2 separate regions of the Homo sapiens genome follow, and region 1 is linked to region 2. The links are chromatin contacts, found by Hi-C or POLR2A ChIA-PET in ENCODE. All regions are on one chromosome and are shown on one strand. Each heading gives the region's core, a stretch centred on a gene start or an enhancer-like site at or near the end of the contact. The rest is flanking DNA. Distances are from core to core; before and after follow the strand shown.

Evidence for each region. A loop is a pair of places that touch in the nucleus more often than their neighbours do. ChIA-PET counts read pairs that join two places held with the same protein, here RNA polymerase II (POLR2A). Pooled maps may share reads with other maps.
Region 1: a loop to region 2 is called in a map with no recorded cell type, with 6 times the contacts of the local background. The contact joins the enhancer-like site here to the promoter of CFAP91 in region 2. A Hi-C loop is called at or near these places in 2 of 37 single-sample maps with no recorded cell type and 6 of 50 pooled maps. POLR2A ChIA-PET finds 5 or more read pairs at or near these places in 2 of 52 experiments (both activated T-cell).

What each region holds. Positions count from the first base shown.
Region 1 is chr3:119,348,364-119,355,180 of GRCh38, forward strand. The region is part of intron 1 of ARHGAP31 (Rho GTPase activating protein 31); the gene reads left to right. Among named protein-coding and RNA genes, the nearest start is that of ARHGAP31-AS1, 29 kb to the left of the region's middle. RefSeq lists enhancers at 859-1,683, 3,205-3,902, 3,700-3,749. Within about 2 kb of position 5,073, at least 8 of the 41 ENCODE cell types and tissues checked have a DNase peak (open chromatin) inside an H3K27ac peak, as active enhancers do.
Region 2 is chr3:119,697,892-119,705,157 of GRCh38, forward strand. CFAP91 (cilia and flagella associated protein 91) reads left to right here and starts at 5,131. Exons shown (of 18, transcript NM_033364.4): 1 at 5,131-5,331. The coding sequence starts at 5,208. It overlaps LOC105374064 (a long non-coding RNA gene), which reads right to left and starts at 5,152. Exons shown (of 3, transcript XR_924391.4): 1 at 4,605-5,152; 2 at 3,301-3,530; 3 at 1,977-2,526. RefSeq lists enhancers at 2,632-3,031, 2,751-3,950, 4,617-5,296, 5,290-5,339, 5,390-5,449 and a silencer at 5,010-5,179.

The sequences.
Region 1 (6,817 bases), core at 3,823-6,322, 350 kb before region 2:
ACGAAACCGGTCCCCGGTGCCAAAAAGGTCTGGGACCACTGCTGTATATATTATTTATGACTGCCTCCTCCTATAAGGAGGTGCCCACATATTTGACAGTAATCCTTCGTATCATCTTCACATTGAGCCTTAATCCTAAAAAGAGTTGTCTCCTGGTACTCAAGGGGAATTGGTTCCAGGACCCCCATGGATACCAAAATCTATGGATTGTCAAGATCTTGATATAAAACGGTGTAGTATTTGCATGTAATCTATGCACATCCTCTCGTATACTTTAAATCATCTCTAGATTACTTATATCTAATACAACATAAATGCTATGTAAATAGTTGTTACACTGTATTGTTTAGGGAATAATGACAAGAGAAAAAGCCTGTACGTGTTCAGTACACACACAGCCATCCTTTTTTTTCTGAATATTTTCAATCCTCAGTTGGCTGAATCCAAGGATGCAGAACCCACAAATATGGGTGTCTGACTGTATATCTGGTGAAAATTACTTCTAAAGACAGTGCTGAGAGCAGAGGTATAACAACTGTGAGTGAGAAGAGGAGTAAGCAGGTTTGGATAATTGCAATATCTGGCCTCTGAAATGAATGCTGGTTCCCCATAGGAGGCATTTCAGAGAATACTAAGTAATTTTTGAGCTGCAAAACTTCAGGATAAAAGCTTGAATATCATCACCCCTTGCTGTTTTAACAAACCACAAATTGCTACTATTTTTTGCCTGATTTTATATAAGGAATAATATATTATCTATAAAGGTAAAAGTGTAGTCTCTCTGCAGAAAGCATATCTTTTTGTTGGGATCTGTCAGAGATATGGAGAGAAAATTGAGGAAGAGGCCAATGTGAGTCTCTAAAATACTTTACATCTTATCCCTCAAGTATGTTCCCTGGAGCAAAACAGAAGCTCATAGAAATTCAGATATCTTGATTTGCACCATAAAATAGTGTCCAGAAACCTAGACACTGCAGCAGAGCTTGGTGTCCCATTTTTGGTGAGTTATTCTATTTGAGGTTACAGTAAAAGCCCTAGGGAGGACTTCTCTGGGCTGGGTTCTGAAGAACGCAGGAGAGAAGCATCTCCTGGGGACAATTTACATCCTGGACGGAGAATGCAAAGGCAGAAGGGGTGTTCTGAAGAGAACTGTGAGGAGTTTACCTGATTAGAGAGGGTGATGTTGGGGGAGGGGTCACGAAGAACTTAGCATTCCTTGCTATAGACAAACAATTAGATCTGTGTTTTCAAAAGCTCATTGGAGCAGCTGGCAGGCAGCTGGATTGAAGAGATTCCTGGAGTCCTGATAACAATGGGCTGTCCCTCCTCCCTGACCTCTTCAATTGCCCCATGAGCCGCTCCCAAATTTAACAAACTATTTAAAGAAGATCTCCAAGTGTAGTCCTGAGAATTTGCAGGGGAATCTCCTGGAGTCTGCACTCTTCTTAAGCTCCTGGGAGGCCCTTTTGCTCAGAAATATATGAGAACCTCCAGGAGAATGCTTTCTGGGCAGGCTTCCCTGCTTCCATTTCCACTATTGAGAATGGTCATCTATTCAAGCCCTGAGTCTTGTGGTAAATTTTCTTTACATAGATGGATAATCTTAAAGCATGAACACCAAAGAGATTTCAGTGCTAATAGAAGGGGATGAGATTTGGTGATTTTTTTTCTTTTGCTCATCTTTATTTTTAACTTGCACTACTTGTAGAATAAGAAAACTGTTAACTAAAATAAATGTAATGAGCACTCTGCATTTGCAAACACTGAACAAGCTCATGGAAGAAATGAATTGCCTGAAAAGGGTTACAAACTGCAGGGAAGTGCCGTTGTTTTCAGCAGGAAAGAGAGGCCTGGTAACAACAGGAAGCGCTGGGAGGCCTCAGTACCAAGGCTTCCAAGCAAAGCGGTTCTGGAAACAATGGCTGCCTGTGGCTCGGGAATATTGGGCAGGAAATGAAAGGATGCTGGTGTGGGGGCTGGGGCACAGCGAGGAACTGATAAGCTTTACCTGGCTGTTCTTCACATAGTCGTAGCTGGCCCAAGATGACGTCATTTTTTATAAATGTTCCCCATCTCCCGTCAGTAAAATTGATTTTAGAAAAATACAAAAACGAGAAGCCCCCATAGTGCCGTAGGTCTGGAAACCATTAGGAAGCTCTACAGCCTGGGAAACCAGAGGGTACAATAAGCAAAAGGGATTTCTCACTCTTAGGGCATGGTGAGATCAGTGCAGAGAGGACCTTCAGATGAACTAGGCGTCTTTTAGAGCTAAGTCCCTGGAGGATTCCAGCCCCCGTAAAAATAAAAATAGCCTTGGGGTTAAGGGGAGTCTAGCCATAGCAAAGGAGATATGTATAAACCTCTTGAGATTGAAGTTTATATTTTATTTAACAGAAATTTCCGTTTATATGGGTGGAGTGAGCTGGGGAACCATTAACAGTACAAATGAGAAACAAAAACAAAACAAACAAACAAAAAATTACCCTAATGTTTTGTCCTGAAAGACCTAGCTGTAAACCAGAGCTGGTAGGAGTCAGGACCTGAACACTGGCAGATAGAAACCGAATCTGCCTTCTTAATTTCCAGCCCAGCCTCTCCTCCCAGTGTCATCCAAGAAGCTGACAGATCCTAGAAGGAGGTTAGACCTGGAAGAAACACAAGGATCCAGAAATCATTTGGATCCAGAACTTGTTTCTAGCACAGATGAAAGTCTGAGGCTGGCAGTGGCTGATTTGCTGGAGGACATACAACTGGTTCATGTTGCTGTAACTGTTGGGTACCCCAGCACCTACTGCCTGGAAGATACCTAGGGGAATTCAAAGAAGAGGAAAGTTACTCTCCTAAAAGGTCAAGAATCTCATACGTGTAGATTAGGGCAAGAATCCATGTTTCTTAATTTGTTATCTAAGTCGTTCTCTCTCATCAAGTTGCACTTAGTTGTGAAGTCAGTCTCTACCTTCTGCTGCTTTCTGGTCTTCCTCATTCTTGGTCTGTGACTTGGTTTCCCTAGTGTGGAGGTTATGCTTATAAAATGTACTGGAAAGTGCATGAATTTTGGATTCAAACAGACTTATAACTGCACCCCAGTTTGCCACTAGCTGTTTGAGCTTGGACAAGTTGTCTAACCATACAGAATGTTAGCTTCCCATCTGAAAATAGGAGTAGTAATGCCTACATCTCAGAGTTTTAAGAATTAAATGAAATAATGATGGTTAATTCATCCCCATAAGCACCCATGAGGTATGCAAGAAAAAAAAAGAGAGGTGGCCTGGACACACTCAGAGTAGAAAAAAATTTACATTGTCCTCATTCTTAAGATGATCAGTGTTAGTGAAGCATACAGTTCAAGAAACAAGTTTGCTTCTCTCTCATTAATCTGCTCAGTTCACGACCTTCTCCCCTGGGGCTCACTCTCAGGCACATGCGGCCGTTCTCTGTATCCATTAGCACTTAAGAGCCTCCACCAGTGGTATCCCAAGGAGCAGGTGGCAAGAAAGCTGCTCATCCAGTAAATAAAACTTTGATCAGGTGATTCCACTGATGTGTGCTTTATGCAGTTAAACTGAGGATTTAAATGATTTTAAATGAGTTGTTGTTGCCTAGGAATGTGCTGGGGATTGACTGAGATCTTTCTGTCCTCCATCAGCAGCCCCATGGAGTGAGTGATGTCTCCCCCTACAAATCTCCTAATAACAAAGCTTTCTCCACAGACAGTAGAAAGGATGAACCACATAAGCCTTTATCAATTACACAAAGCACAGCAGCTTCATCAATGGGACAAAACCCTTCTGTACAGTTTCTATGTACAAGATGAATAGGGCCAGCTCTAAGACCAAGGTCACATGGGGATGTCTTGCAGGTTTGTTTTCTATGTTCACAGCATTTGAATCTTTTTCTCTACTCAGCACCACCCTTCCTCAGCCACAACCACTCCCACCCCAAACACACACACCCAGAGGCACCCTGTGGGAGTCCCTCTTAAGCTCTCCCCACTGGCTCATTCGCTACTGATGACTTGTGGACCCAGACACTTTCATCACTCTCAACCAGTCTTTTATGTGTGAGTCAGATAGGCTCTTACCTTTCCTAAAGAAATTTCAGGCAACAGCTAGAGAAGAGTGAGTCCTCTCACTTCCCCTTTCGTTGACGAACCACGAGAGGTTGTCCCTTCTGACCCTAAAGGGACTCCTTATTTTTTTCTTTTTGTGGCAAGTCTTTTCTTCTAGATTACCTCCCCTCCCTCTTCCCACACACACACACACACAAAAGCCTATTTCTTTGAAGGGAAGAACTTCAGGGTTGGCCCTGATGAGGAAGCTGAAGGTCTAGTCCCAAAGCTGCCAGTATTGGACATTATTCTACAGGCAATGGGAAGCTATTGATTGTTTTGGTGTAGGGGAGCTTTATCATCAAGGTAGTGTTTTAGAAAGATTTATCTGGAAGTAGAGATCAAGATAGAATGCAATCTTCCCAGACAGTCAGTAAAAATGCCCCCAAGTTCCCTAATGTTTCTCTTCCACTGGACTGGTCTAGTCAGCATTCCTGGAATTCACCACATTATTTCTTGCCTTTCACCTTGTTTATACTATTCTCTGTTTCCTGCCCCAAAAGAAAGTGTATGACATTTACTAAGTACTTATTATATGCTAGGCACTTAGATGAGCGGTCTGCATGTATTGTAATGTATATTGCGTCACGTCAATTACATCATATGATAGCATCTCACATCATATCAAATCATTCCTCTGCACCAGTGTCAGAGTTCTTATTGCAGCACCTTGACTGGTTGTTTATCCACTTAGCTCACAACACTGTGAGCCCCTGAGCATGAGGGTCCTGTCTCAGCACTCCCCAACGTGGTCCCTCTCAAGACAGCTGGCTCTCTAAAAACGCACACAATTTCCTGTTCTTGTTCAACATCTAAAAGCTCTGCCTGACTTCCCCACCAGCTGTAATCTTTTTAAAAGAACTTTTGTTACAATTTTTGTGCCTGTCTAGGGCCCTTAGCATATTTTGTTTGATATGTTCATACTGGCCAAGTGACGTAATACCTCTGAGCTTCAGTTTCTTCATTTACAAAACAGAGATAAATACCTCCCTCATAAGGTGACTGTGAGGATTGCACTGGGTACAAATAATGGATAAGAAGTGTATAGCTAGGCTGGGCACGGTGGCTCACGCCTGTAAGCCCAGCACTTTGGGAGGCCAAGGCGGGTGGATCACGAGATCAGGAGTTCAAGACCAGCCTGGCCAAGATGGTGAAACCCTGTCTCTACTAAAAATACATGGTGGTATGGGCCTGTAATCCCAGCTGCTCCAGAGGCTGAGGCAGAGAATTGCTTAAACCTGGAAGGACGGAGGTTGCAGTGAGCCAAGATTGCACCACTGCACTCCAGCCTGGGTGACAGAGCAAGACTCCATCTCAAAAAAAAAAAAAAAAAAAAAAGTGTGTAGCTCAGGGACCACTGCATACTAGTTTCACAATAATTACCCATTCCCTTCTTGGCTTCTTGAAGGCAAAGATCTTATTACCTTTTGTTCCTCTAGATGGGCCCTCAGTGCATCTGCTTTGGTAGAAGGAGAATCGCTGTCATTGGGAAAGAGACAGCATTGACAGCAGAGACCTGAGGGCCCCGGCAGGGATAAGTCACAGAGTGGACCAGAGGAGGACCTGGACACCTCTGCAGGAAAGTGCTGGTTTGGCTTGGCATCTGAGAGCCTAAAAATGAGGAGGGCAGGGACCCCCACCCGGGGAACCGGGCTCCAGGCTGCCTTGCTCAGCAGGATAGCAGAGCTAGTCCTCAGCCATCCCAGGCCAGCAGGTTGGGCAAATATTTCTGCTTCACAAGGGGTAATAACCTCAACAGGGTCACTGGAAAGGACTTCAGCAAACATTTAGAACTTGGGTCACTGATTTCAGAAGCCCCTCCATCTTCCTAAATGAAACTTGTTTTGTAAAATCCCATTTCTTTCTTTTAAAAAAAATGCTTTTACTATATCCCCTTCACAGAAAATTTAGAAAAGCAAAATTAAAAATAGAGAAAAGCAAAAATCATTGATTTTCTACCACTTAGCAGTAACTACTATTAACATTTCAGTGTGTGTGTGTGGTTTGTGTGTGTGTGTGTGTGTGTGTGTGTGTGGTTTTTATGTGTGTGTGTGAGGCAGAGTTTCGCCCTTGTTGCCCAGGCTAAAGTGCAGTGGTGCCATCTCAGCTCACTGCAACCTCCGCCTGCCTCCTGGGTTCAAGTGATTCTCCTGCCTCAGCCTCCCGAGTAGCTGGTATTACAGGCACCCGCCACCATGCCGGGCTAATTTTTTTTTTTTTTTTTTTTGTATTTTTTAGCAGAGATGGAGTTTCACCATGTTGGTCAGGCTGGTCTTGAACTCCTGACCTCAGGTGATCCACCTGCCATTGTGTGTCATTTTTTATTATTTAATATACTGGGGAAGAGGTAGTTTTTAAAGAGACATTCTGTACTCTATATTTATATATAATTTTAATTTTTCAAACTTTTTTGCTATTTTTTTTTCAAAAGGAACTTAAAAATAGATATTAACCATGAGCTGTTGAACACTTAAAGATCAGACCTGTAGTGGTAGGATTTCAGGCATTTTGGCAGTCAACGGCAAGGAGCCAATCCACTCTCCTCAAATCACACCTCCAAAGTTGCCACTATAGGACCTGCCTTCCTGTTGGGGAGTGTTTGAACCATGGTAGGTGTAGCTTGGGGCTTTTTCTATTCTTCATCACTTGTGGTATCACAGAAAAAGCATGGGCTTTGGCAGCACACACACCTGGGTTTGGATCCCAACT
Region 2 (7,266 bases), core at 3,881-6,380:
CTCCGAAAAAATGGCTGGTAATTATTTATAATTCAGGCCCCTTTCATCCTAACTTTGTGGACTTTCACTCATTTTATAAAAATAGTTTAGTTTTTGGGAGGGGCTATTATCATTTAAACTATAAACTAGGCCAGGCACGGTGGCTCACGCCTGTAATCCCAGCACTTTGGGAGGCCCAGGCAGGTGGATCACCTGAGATCAGGAGTTCAAGACCAGCCTGGCCAACATGGCTAAACCCTGTCTCTACTAAAAAATACAAAAAATTAGCTGGGTGTGGTGGTGGGCACCTGTAATCCCAGCTACTCAGGATGCTGAGGCAGGAGAATCACTTGAATCTGGGAGGTGGAGGTTGCAGTGAGCCAAGATTGTGCCACTGCACTCCAGCCTGGGCAACAGAGCAAGACTCCATCTCAAAACAAAAACAAAAAACAAACAAACAAAAGTATACTCTAAATTTCTCCCAAAGTTAGCTTGGCTCATGTCCCAGAATGAGCAAAGACAGCCAACCTGTGAGGCTAGAGTCAAGATGGACTCAGCCATGTCAGATTTTTCTCACTGTCATAATTTTCTCAGTTATAATCTTTTGCAAAGGTGGTTTTACTGGCCTAAGAGATATGGATGAATTCAGGGTGAACAGGACATTTGAGGTCTCTGGTCTCACAGAGCTTACATTCTAGTGGGAGGAGATATAATAAATAAGCAAATCAGTAACATTTCAGTGCTATAAAAAAAATCAAGGTAATAGTGTCTTCGGATGTGTTTATGGAGGCTGCTGGCTGTTGACTACCTTAGATAGTTTATCTGATAGAATGAGGAAAAGAAGTCTTTCTTCTTCTTCTTTTCTTTCTTTTTTTTTTGAGACAGAGTCTTGCTCTTGTTGCCCAGGCTAGAGTGCAGTGGTGCCATCTCAGCTCACTGCAACCTCCGCCTCCCAGGTTCAAGCAATTCTCCTGCCTCAGCCTCCTGAGTAGCTGGGATTACAGGCGCCTACCACCACGCCTGGCTAATTTTTTTGTATTTTTAGTAGAGACGGGGTTTCACCATGTTGGTCAGGCTGGTCTTGAACTCCTGGCCTCAGGTGATCTGCCTGCCTCAGCCTCCCAAAGTGCTGGGATTACAGGCGTAAGTCACCATGGCTGGCTGAGGAAAAGTCTTTCTGATGAGATTGCCAGAGGCGTTTAAACCTGGGCAACTCCATTTTGAGTAGGGGCTAGGTAAAATAAGGCTGAGACCTACTGGGCTACATTTCCAGATGGTTAGGCATTCTAAGTCACAGTATGAGACAGGAGGTCAGCACAAGATACAGGTCATAAAGACCTTGCTGATAAAACAGATTGCAGCAAAGAAGCTGGCTAAAACCCACCAAAACCAAGATGGCCATGAGAGTGACCTCTGGTTTTGCTCACTGTTACACTCCCACAGTAGCATGACAGTTTACAAATGCCATGGCATGTCAGGAAGTTACCCTGTATGGTCTAAAAGGGAAGGCATGGATAATCCACACCTTGTTTAGCATATCATCAAGAAATAATCAGAGCCCTCGGGGGTGCTCTGTCTGTGGAATAGCCATTGTTTTATTCCTTTACATTCTTAATAAACTTGTTTTCACTTTATGGACTCGCCCTGAATTCTGTCTTGCGTGAGATCCAAGAACATTCTCTTGGGGTCTGGATGCAGACCCCTTTCCGGTATAGAGAGAACATTTTAGGTGATGTCATATGTTGAGGAGCTAGCTGTGAGAAGATAAGGAGGTGGGAGTGAGGAACATTGAGAAGAAGAAACGAAAAGTGGGCGGCTCTGAGAACGTAGCTGTACCCCAGACAGAAAAGTACTATACCATTATTATATTGTACTTTGCTTCTGTGTCAGCTTTCTCTATCATCCAGTGAGCTGTACAAATTATCTCAAAATCTTTAACACCTATTATATAGTAGACATTCAGTAAATTTATTTAACAAAGGGATGGATTTAGTAATCATTTCATTAAGATTTCATGTACCAGATACCTCAGAGATACAAAAATGACCAGGTGAAGGGCTGTGCCCTCAGTGAACTCAAAGTTGTGGGAAGCAGAGTTGTGAACAATTACTGATTACTAATACAAGGTGGTCAATGCTATTGGTGCTACTACAGCATTGGAAGGATGATATCTCACTGTATTTGAAAGATATGAGGAAACTGCATAGAAGTGGCAAAGTTAGAGGTGAGTGTTGAAATGTACCTAAATTAGTTGAGGGGTGTTAAAGAAAAAATTATTCAATGATCTTATTAAGGCATGGACAGGCAGAGTGCGTTCAAGACCATTGCAATAGATATAGGAATTACTGCAACAGGGTCTTGTAGTTGGGGGAGGGATTGGGTTCAACTCCGAATATAGCATAAGCAAGTAGAAATTTATAGCAAAGAGCAGGCTGAGGGTCAGTGGATGAAAAATTACTAAGAGGAAATATCAGAGGTAAAGAGAATTCTGGTTAAACTCATCTCAAAGGATTCTTGCTGAAGACAGCCAGGGTAATCAGACTTCACCTGGGGGTGAAAAGCGAAAGCGAAGGATGAGGACCCCAGTCAGATATCTAGGATGGGGGATTCTTACCAAACTGACATAGCACGGTTCTTTGCTAAAACTGGATTTTACAAGAAAGTACACAGACAGACCTAGGACATGGCTGGTTTTCAAAAACCCCAAGAAGTTTAGGAGTAGAGACAATAAGTTAAAACCAGGAGTATATGCAGAAAGAGTAGTAGGCCAGGAAGCGTATTCAGGAAGTGTCTGTGGATCACATTGAGGGACTAAGTGGCTAAGTTGGCTGGACTTCCTGGTTCAATAGGGACTTCCCTAAGGGGACTTTCCCCTAAGCCAAAATGAGTCATAGCTGCAAGCTAAGGGATTGAAACTTCAACCAATCAAAGGGGACTTTCCCCTAAGCCAAAGTGAGTCCCAGCTGCAAATTAAGGGATTGAAACTTCAGCCAATCATATAGAGAGTTTAAGCTCTAGCTGCAGCCTGATGTTTTTAACCAATCAGGCCCACCAACCTAAGAGAGGAGACCACCCCTCATATTGTGTTATGCCCAATTTCTGCCTCCAAAGAAAGAAGAATTTAAAACAAAAAGGCAGAAATGAAATCCACAGGCAGACAGCCCAGCACTGTGCTCTGGGCCTGGTAGTTACAGATTGACCCCTGACCTAACCGATATGTTATCTATAGATTCCAGACATTGTATGGAAAAGCATTGTGAAAATCCCTGTCCTATTCTGTTCTGTTCCGATTACCAGTGCATGCAGCTCCCAGTCACATACCCACTACTTGCTCAATCGATCACGACCCACTCACGCAGACCCTCTTAGAGTTGTATGCCCTTAAAAGGGACAGGAATTGCTCACTCCGGGAGCTCGGTTTTCGAAGATGTGAGTCCGCCAATGCTCCCAGCTGAATAAAGCCCTTTCCTTCCATAACTCGGTGTCTGAGCGGTTCTTGTCTGTGGCTCGTCCGGCTACAAACCCACAAGTGGATAGAAAATAACCTAATCCTATGGGACAGAAAAAGGAAAAGGGGAGGAGTCATAAGGGGATATAAACATAAGATACCCAAACCAGAAATGGCAACCCTTCCAGGTTCCCTTCCACCACGTGGAAGCTTTACTTTCGCTTTCCCTTTACTTTTGCTTTGGCTTTAATAAATCTTGCCACCGCACAGTCTTTGGGTCCACGCATTTCTCTAGTGAAGCTGTAACACTTGCCACTGTGGTCCACGGCTTCATTCCTTGAAGCCTGTGAGACCATGAACCCTTCGATCGAGAAAAACCTTTGATCGGAAGAAGACTTCTCGTCTCAACATTAAAGGACAAAGAAGCCAACTCTAAGGCATGCCATTAGCTTTAATAATCTGAGTGTAATAAATAATAATGATCATAACGGATTAAAACATCAGATCTGTAAAAAATGCATGCATTCATAATGATATCAAACAAACAAAAACTTTGTGGTTAACTCTGGAGTTTGGTAGGGCACCAACTCATGTCTCTGAAATTTCATAATTAAAAAGAACAAATCCAGCATTTACCCAGTCTTTCCTCTATGAGATTATCCTGGTTATCTCAGGATAACCAATGAGTTGGTATGAAAAGATTCCTTTTATAGAAGAACCTCTGGTAATAATAGAGAATTATTGAAAGGATTAGAAATTCACTGCTCTAGGATAAAAGACTTAAGAGACATACCAAAATGCAACATGAGGACTTTTTTTGGATCTTGACTGGAACAAACCAACTATAAAAGATAATTTGGACTCAAACAGGAAAATTGGAATTATTTATAGTACTAAGGAATTATTGTTAATTTTGTTAGATATGATAACGGTAGTTAAATTTTTAAAATCTATGTCAGTTTGAGATGCAGACTAATTTAAGGGTAAAATAATATTATGTCTAGGATTTCTTTAAAAAAGAGGGGAAGGAAACTGAAACTTGATTGGCAAAATGTTGCTAAATGTTGATTCTGAGGGATGGGTTACTTGAGGGTTTGTTATTAAAAGTAGAATCACTTTTGCTTATGTTTAAAATTTTCCATTATAAATAGTTTTCAAAAGCAGAGCCAGTGCCTACCCCACATCATCTTCTGTTATTTAATGCCCAGGACTCAGAAAGGGTCAGCAGTCTCAGATCAACAGTTACTGATGTCCTAACCCATCCTAAACACTGATGCTAATGAGTGTGGGGCAAAGTTCACAGCGTGCTAAGGAGCAACATTTAGGAACCTGACTGGATTCCGCAGCTCTCGGGACAAGCCCCCTGGAAAAGGGCTGGGGGGAGGGGCGGGGAGGCACCCAATTATTCTAGAAGGTTCTGAGATCTCCCAGGGATTTCCGAGAGGCTACGAGGTGTAACTGGCAAATCAATGACTTAAGAGTAGCTTTCTCCCAGCCTCCCCGCTGGCTCTGGAGTATAGAGGGAAGCCAGCCTTTTCCTCCCCCATCCTGCCCCTCCCCTCTCTTCTCATCTTCCCCTCCACTCTCCTCCTGACCCTGGCCTGGCCACTCCTGCTTTCACTTCTCTCCACTCCTCTTCGGCCCCGCCCCGCGGCCTCCTCCCTCCTCCTTGCCCCGCCCCCTATCCCTGCGCGCCGGCGGCCGTTACCATAGCGACGTGCACGCAGTAGCCAGGCCTGACCCGCTGGTCCCTTGCTGGCGGGAGGAAAGAGGCGGCACCATGAGCCACGCAGTAACCATCGAGGAGCCCCAGGCCCAGCCGCAGGTGTCTCAAACTCGGTACCGGGAGAGGTCGCGGGCTGGGAGCCACATCTCCTCCAATCGAGCGTATGATTTTCTGTACGGTAAGGACCGCCGCAGACCTTCCTCCGCGTCCGTCGCCTCCTAGGCCAGGTGGGCTCCCAGATGGTGGGACCTGGCCAGGGGCATGGCGAACGAAACACGACCCTCTGGACTGACCTCTTGCCCACGGTTGTCCTTGGTCGGGTGGGGGCAGCTCCGAGCCCTCCAGGTGGCCGCACTCAGGTTGGGGTCGGGGGTTCGGGTACATCGAAAGGCGCGGGTGCGCTCCGCTTCGGGGGGCGATTTTCCTGAAACCTGTTCCGGGCGTTTTGGTACCCAGAAAGTGTGCAACGATTTGTACACTCGGAGATTCACTCAACGTTCCTGCATAAAATGCCCTACAAAAATGATCTTTTCTCTCCAACTCTCTGGGCAAATCCAAGTTGGGCGAAAAGAAGTGCCAGTTTATCCCATGCTTGTTTTTAGGTTTTTTGTTGTTGTTGTTGTTTGTTTTTTTTAACTTCTGCGTCAAAGCATTGCTTATAGACTGGGTCCGCTGGCTCCTCTTGGGCCAATAAAACCCCAGTTTATTTTAACGGCTTGGTTGTCCATTTTATGTTTTCTCTCTCTCCACGCTCCTTGAGTTCCTTAAGTTCCTGTTCTACACATTTTTGTAGCCTTCTGAGCACCTATTCTAGTGCTGATACATATACTAGGCGCTTCAATAAATAAATGTTTATTGAATTTGCCGTGGCAAGAACTGTAACCAGCTATAAGCATGATTTTTTCCAATTTTGCCCTCTGCAATCCCAGGTTTTTCACCTGAACCTTGCATTGCTTTCAGCAATGTGGTGTTGCCTCTGGGAATCCCAGTCTCCTTTGTGTGGGAATCTAGGGTACACATTCCTAGATAGAGGCTGTGTAATGATTGCTGACATATTCTGGCCAGTGTTTTTCTGTATTTACTCTTGGTTTTGTGAAATAAATCAAGTTAGCTCCTGTAAACACATCACCATGTTTTTTTTTCACGGGTAATTTGAGAAGGAGGACAAACATCTCCCCAAAGTATTTATTAAGCTGGTTGTTTCTTTGATGCCGAAGTGTCTCTTTTGCAGAGGAATTGCTAAATGTTTCCATGTCCCTTGCTAAGAACAGAAATTCACTCAGAGTAGATCAAATAAAAGTTTGGATTGTTATAAAACAATCTCGCCGCTAGTCATGGACAGGAAGCGAAGTATAGCCAGGGCGGATGAGAACCTGGATGGGGAAAATCAGAACTAAGATGCTGTGCTCTCCTGCTTTCTTTCTTTGACCTTATGACCTTTCACCTTGTTAGGGTTGCCACATTTAGCAAATAAAAATACAAGAGGCACCGTTAAGCTTGAATTTCAGATAATGAATAATATTTTAGTATAAATTTTTGTCCTGTGCAATATTTTGGAACACATTTATACTAAAAAATTATTCATTGTGTATCTGAATTTAAATTTAACTGGGCATCCTGTATTTTATCTGGCAACTCTAGCCTTCTTTCTATGTATAATCAAGCCCCAAGTAATGATATTTCGGTCAACAGTGGACTACATGTATAAGGATGGTCCCATAAGATTATAATGAAGTTGAAAAACTCCAATTACTTCGTGACATTGTAGCTGTCATAACATTGTAGCCCAATGCATCACTTTTTCTGTGTTTAGATATACAAATACCATTGTGTTACAACTGTCTACAGTATTCAGTACAATAACATGCTGTATGGGTTTGTAGCCTAGGAGCAATAGGCTATACTATATAGCCTAGGTGTGGAGTAGGCTATACCAGCTAGGTTTATGTTAAGTACCCTCTGATATTTACACAACGATAAGCTCACCTCATAACCCGTTTCTAAGAACGTATCCCCATCATTAAGCAACACATCTCTATGCTTGCTTCCTTCCATCTGACAGAAAGCCTCTTGTGTATGGATTTCTCTTACTATGATAGGGACTAGGGTGGCG